2 separate regions of the Mus musculus genome follow, and region 2 is linked to region 1. Evidence: chromatin loops called from intact Hi-C (ENCODE). Cell type or tissue: left cerebral cortex. All regions are shown on one strand. Each heading gives the region's core, and the rest is flanking DNA. Links, peaks and the distances in the headings are about the cores only. Region 1 holds the start of Gm32213 (a long non-coding RNA gene). Region 2 has its middle 63 kb from the start of Ugp2.

The links. Hi-C counts contacts between places; a loop is a spot of excess contacts. Peaks named below come from ENCODE experiments on the same cell type or tissue, not always from the same donor. Only the 100,000 strongest peaks of a DNase experiment are listed, where the experiment ranks them.
Region 2: it touches region 1 in a loop (2.2-fold over the local background); 2 of 42 quality-filtered maps call a loop at or near these places.

The regions. Positions count from the first base shown.
Region 1 is chr11:20,793,315-20,796,227 of GRCm38, forward strand. Gm32213 (a long non-coding RNA gene) reads left to right here and starts at 1,306. Exons shown (of 3, transcript XR_872288.3): 1 at 1,306-1,757. In left cerebral cortex, for the core only: CTCF peaks have their summits at 1,104 and 1,468 (motif pointing right); DNase peaks (open chromatin) are centred at 1,078 and 1,471.
Region 2 is chr11:21,432,421-21,435,333 of GRCm38, forward strand. No RefSeq gene overlaps it. Among named protein-coding and RNA genes, the nearest start is that of Ugp2, 63 kb to the left of the region's middle. In left cerebral cortex, for the core only: a CTCF peak has its summit at 1,440; a DNase peak (open chromatin) is centred at 1,428.

The DNA.
Region 1 (2,913 bases), core at 90-2,589:
GGCCAAATTCATTAAAGCAAGTGATTAATTAAAGCAAGCTTTTCTATTCTTGTACACAGGCTGCCTCTCCCTAAGACAGGGCTTGAGAGGTTAGCCTTGAACATGAGGAAGACAAGGGTTTTACAGCTCAGGGGTCAGGGGTTTCCAAATAGGGGATTTGGCAGGCCAAACAGACCACCTCCTGAAACACAGACTTGGTTCCAAGGTGGGTGTAAAAAGATAGTCATACACACTTTGGAAACAAAAGTAGGCTTTAAGATGGTTATAGATAACTTTTTGAAACAAAGACATGATTGTCCTTCCTGGAACAGGCAGTACAGAACCATTTGTAGTTAAGGTTACAGGTGGGGTGTAGCCTAATCCTTGAGAAACAGAGATTAATCAACAGGAACTAACCTAGTTTGTCTTTACTGTAAGATGGCTTTCAAGCCTAAGATGGAGGAGGGCTGGTTCTTCACATGTTCTGTTTCTGAGTGAGTGGCAGTCAGTCTACTGTGAACAAAGAAGACAAAGTCGGATGTAACATGGATCCTGGAAGAACACCAGGCAAAGGACCCACAGAGCCAGGGTGACAGGCCTACAACACAGCTCTGTGCTGATCTAGATGTAGACTTGAGAAACGCAGGCTCCTGGACTGAGCAGTTGGTCAGAGCTCAAAGCCACACTGCCAGCAGCTCCAAGCACCACGGGGAGGTCTCTTTTACTATCTTCTACTCTTCTCTGAAGCAGATTAGGAATGTCAGGGAGAAAAGTCGTTGAGAAAACTGCCTTGGGCAAATCTTAATGTTCCCTGTTGTAAAGCTAAGGGGACCAGAATTGGCCCATTCAGAAATGTGCTTTCATCTCATGGGGGCATCTTGGGAAGCCCAGTTCAGTTAGGGCCACCAGGGAGGCCACACTGCACTTAGTGGGTCGGTCGCAAACATGAGGGTGCCTCAGACAATCCTGTGAGGCTTTGCTAGAGCAGAGACAGCAGGGCCCCGTCCAGAGATCTGGAGGTTCCACGCAGACACCTACAGGCCAGAGCAGAGCCAGTCAGTGGCAGCTTTCAGGATGCTTAATACTCCCTCCCACCTTCAGGGGTCAGCATAGTTCTGCCTTAGTCTAGGGCCAGTGCAAATGCGGAGTTGGTTCCTAAGAGGACTGCTCCCTCTATGCTAGCCAGTGTGTCTCATTCACTGTGGCATGTCCAGGGTTAGCTCTTGCCTCAGCAGCAGGGTCCAATCGACGTCCACAAATTGTTCGTAGGTGAACAAATTCATATCTTTTCACAAGATCTAGTGGAAGAGAAAGGCAGATAGTGATAGTGAGCTTTGAGCATGATAACTCTAACAGAGACAGTCATTACTGTCTCTGAAAGTGAGAGCATCTTCTAACTCTGGGGGAGATTTCTCCCCTGTGAAGTTCCACATGCTATCACTGGGACTCAAGGCTCTGGACAAGGAAAAGGCTGCAGGGGCAAAGTCAAACCAGCAGGGGGCACCGTACCCTTGCACCACAGACGTAGGATGGCATCCCAATACTTATCATTACAATAAATCCATCTTGTGTCCTGAATGCTGGTCTTCCAGGCAAACCAGCCTCAGTTTTCATCAGGCCAGGTCCGTGTGCTTGTGAGAGGCCGTCGGAAGCAGGCCGGCTGACAGTGGACAGTCTCTCTGAGAAGGAAGCAGCTGGTCTTCACCTGAGACTTCGGTTGCTTCCTCAGCTGCTTCCAGCCCGGTGTGTACAATTCTGCCGTACACTGGTGACCTGAGGTAGGTACTGGTGGGTGGCAGAGAGCTCCATCTACGTGGCTATGGAGAAGCCATCACCCAGGACGAGTGAGAGTTCCAGAATAGTGTCTGTCTGTCCCGCAGTGTGAGATCCGGTGGAACTGTGCTTTTGTTTGTTTTGGGGTACTTATGGGGGTGGGGGTTTGACATTGTTGATGTCTTTCTGGGGAAGAAATTCTTGAATCATCTTTTTATACTATAAAATGCTGCATTTTTTAAAGGTACGAATAAATAAACCACACACACAGAAATTTCAAAGTTAAAGCGAGCCTGGTGGGCACACATGTAATTACAGCATTTAGGAGGCAGAGGCAGGAGCAGAGGCAATGGATCACAGTTAAATTTGAGGTTAGGTTGGTCTACACCATGAGTATCAGGCTATCCCGGGCTACATAGTAAGATTCTATCTCAAAAAGCAAGTGCCATCCCCCAAAACAAACAAAATGCAAACATTTCTCAAGCTGAGCCAAAGCCTTCAGTCTGTGAAGCAATCAGACTGATCCCCAAGTGCAGGGAACACGGCTTCAGCAAATGGCAGGTCCTCTGTTCTGCATGCTTCCAGGCTGAGACTTGCCTTGTGTGAAAGAGGCAAACACTCAGAGAGGCCTGGATGGAGTTGAAGGGGCTCTGTGGGGGAAGAAATCAAATCAAATTGAAGTAAATCAGGACCCTTTTCCTGCTCCATCCTTTCAGCCACAGCCTGGGGACATGCTTCCCTTAGCAGCTAATCATCTGTTCTTATTTGCTTACATACTTACATCATATTACTTACATGCATAAACATACTCATACATGCTTATATCTACTCTTTACTGCTAGTGGCAGATTTGCATTATCCTATGAATATTTAGAAGAAGGGGGCCACTTGGGCTCCATTCTCAGTGGGAACACTGGTTGGGTCTCTGAGGGTGGCTCTGAACTGGTACTACATCATTCCGACACTCTCTCAAAGTCCCTGTAGTGAGCATGGGGCACAGTCAGAACATAAGATGGGCTACAAATGGAGGACATATAACTTTACATAATGCATTTGGAGACTAACCTACAGCAGACTACTGAACAACAACGGGCCCTTACGGGCATCACATCCTGCCACCTCTCCTAACAAACTGACAAGTGCTTAGAATCTGAGCACCAC
Region 2 (2,913 bases), core at 270-2,769, 640 kb after region 1:
GAGTGAGGCTGCCGAGTCTTCTATTCTGTCTCTGAATGGATAGATTAACATGGATGAAAATATAGACTGAGATACATAAAGCAAAGGTTAGCACTCTAAAGGTGGACATAAAACATTGTTTTGCAGTGTTGGGGTTCAAATGTAGGTCTCACATGTGATAGGCAAGCACCATTACTGAGTCCTGCCCCTATGGCTTGCAATGTCTCTTACAGTGTTTGACTGTCGCTTGCTTGCTTGCTTTGATGACTCACATATTTTGAAACTAGACAGAGGAAGAAAAGAATTTTTAAAAATTGCATTATGAAGTAAAAATCAGAAGATGAGCAGGGTGTGGTAAGCACAAGCCTTTTATCTCAACATCCAGGAGGAGGAGGGAGAGGAGAGTGGGGAGGAGAAAAGGGAGGAGGAGGGAGAGGAGGAGGGGGAAGGAGAGGAGGGCAGATTGAAGTTCAGGGCCAGCCTGGATTACACAGCAGGTCCATGGCAGAAAGAAAGATTTCTCAGAAGAAAAATATACACCAAGGAAACAATAAGATTCTTCATTCCATCTTGGATTTCTCATTCAGTTGCCTCCCTGTGAAGTTGTCTCACATAAACTTTCCGGTGTCTAAGCCTTTCCATTCCCACACCCTCCTTTGGTGCCCTCCACCTATATTAGTGTGCTGGTTCTAACACAAACTATCCCACACCAGGCTTATCCAAGAAACCAGAACTCTGTAGGCATAACATTACACCTCTCCTTAGAAGCCTTTGGAGGCTCCCTGGTGTTGTTTGTTTGTTTGTTTTTATTATCTACCCTTTTTACCTGGTTTTTGAGAACTTCTACCGTGTAATGCTTTTTAATTTCAACATAGGTGATTTCATCAAGACGTGTATTTTTATATAAAAAACATTGCAAACATTTCTGCAATCGAGTGCATCTTACAATAGACTCATGTCATCTTTTTTAGGTTCATCTTAGCTACAGGATCCCTCAGTTACAGAAACAGGACTTTTTGCCACCCAAAGGCTCACTCTTTCACAACTCCATTTTTTCCATCTATCTACTTCATTCTCCCTGCCTCCCCTTCCTAGCTTGGTCTGTGAAAACCCAGCCTATCTTTAAGGTGCAGCCCAGAGGGGCTGCTTCAAAGAAAGCTTCGCTCACCTGGCAGCTGAGCACCAGCCTCTGAGGACCCAGGGCTATTGTAACTCTGGCAGCTGGTGTCTTATACTTTCTTTCAGTTTAATACTTATGCATTTGTTTGGCCTGTTCTCTTAAGAGCCCTGAAGATTGCTTGAAGACTCTTAAGATTGCAACTGAAACTGTAGGATTCAATGAAAAACATGTTTGTTTCTTAATACAAACTGAAGATATTTTGAACAGGTTCTTTGCCTGCTTGCTTGCTTTAAATCTAAGCACTATTTCTGAGCTCAAGAAGAATCCTGCTCAGAGCTGCCACCTTAAGGTAGCCAGAGCCTCAGCAATGAGGCGATGTAAGGCAGTAGGAAGGAGGGAAGCTCTCCTGAAGCTCCTTTGGGAATGAGGGTGGGGGCCACAGGAGTGGCTGCTCTAGGGCAGGCAGCTTTCCCTGGGTTCTAGGAGTGGTTGTGGGAAAGGTCAAGAAAAGCATACTATTTAGATGGCCAGCCCTGTCTGCTAGACATGAATCACTGTGAAGTCTTGGGCTAGTGAGGCCAAACGAAGTAATAACTTCCCTTGGGAACTCCAGACTGGACTGGAAGTTGAAAACAGGTCTCCACAGGCGCTTATGAGGATGCACCAAATGTGACCCAGACTTGTCACAGCCTGGAAAAAGAGAGCCATGCACGAAAAGCATTGCATGTAGCAGCTTCTTCATCAGAGCTAATGTGGAACACCCTGCATAAGTCACATATACACAATTCTTTCCTGAAGTGGTGCATCCGAACCCCTCCCCGCCTTTTCTTCTTAGCAAAGTTGTACGTCCACTGAAAATAAAATCTACTCAAGTGTCCTCTTGCTATTGCCAGGCCATTCTGGGACTAAATTTAATGAGTTGTAAACCACACCCACGCCTTTTATCCCAGCACTTGGAAGGCAGAGGCAGGTAGATCTCAGTGAGCTTGAGGCTCAGCCTGGTCTACAGAGTGAGTTCCAGAACAACCCAGCCCAAGGTCTTTACACGGAGATAGGAGGAGGGGTGGAGAGAGGAATGATTTATAATTTGTTGCAGACAAATGACATTTTCTGTAAGGGCATTCAGGTACTCAACTTGACTTTCTATGCATACCATCTCTTTATAGACATTCTGGAGGGAGTAGATCTGAGAAGTTGGAGGTTCCTGCCTGAGTCAAGCACTCTATCATCTGCCTAGTACTCACTAATGGGTCTGAAGCTCATTTTCTTCTGAGGCAAAATGGTCCTCATCATAGATCTATCTGGACATGTCCTTTGAGAGCTGGTTACTCTCTTCACCTTTCACAACAGAAAGCCCTGCACAAAGGTCATATTGTTGATCTTATTTTACTCAAATAATTTTGTCTTAAAAAACATTGTCCTCATTAAATTAGCATAAATATTTATTATGGAAATTGTAGGAAGTATAGAAAAATATAAGGAAGTAACTATTGTAACTGCTTAGAGGTACTATTATTAACATTATAGTATGTTTATTTAGCCTTGCAATAATTTCTCTTTGTATAGCTGTACTGGCTAGTTTTGTGTCAACTTGACACAGCTGGAGTTATCACAGAAAAAGCTTCAGTTGAAGAAATGCCTCCATGAGATCCAACTGTAAGTCATTTTCTCAATTAGTGATCAAGGGGGAAAGGCCCCTTGTGGGTGGGACCATCTCTGGGCTTATAGTCTTGGTTCTATAGGAGAGCAGGCTGAGCAAGCCAGGAAAAGCAAGCCAGTAAAGAACATCCCTCCATGGCCTCTGCATCAGCTCC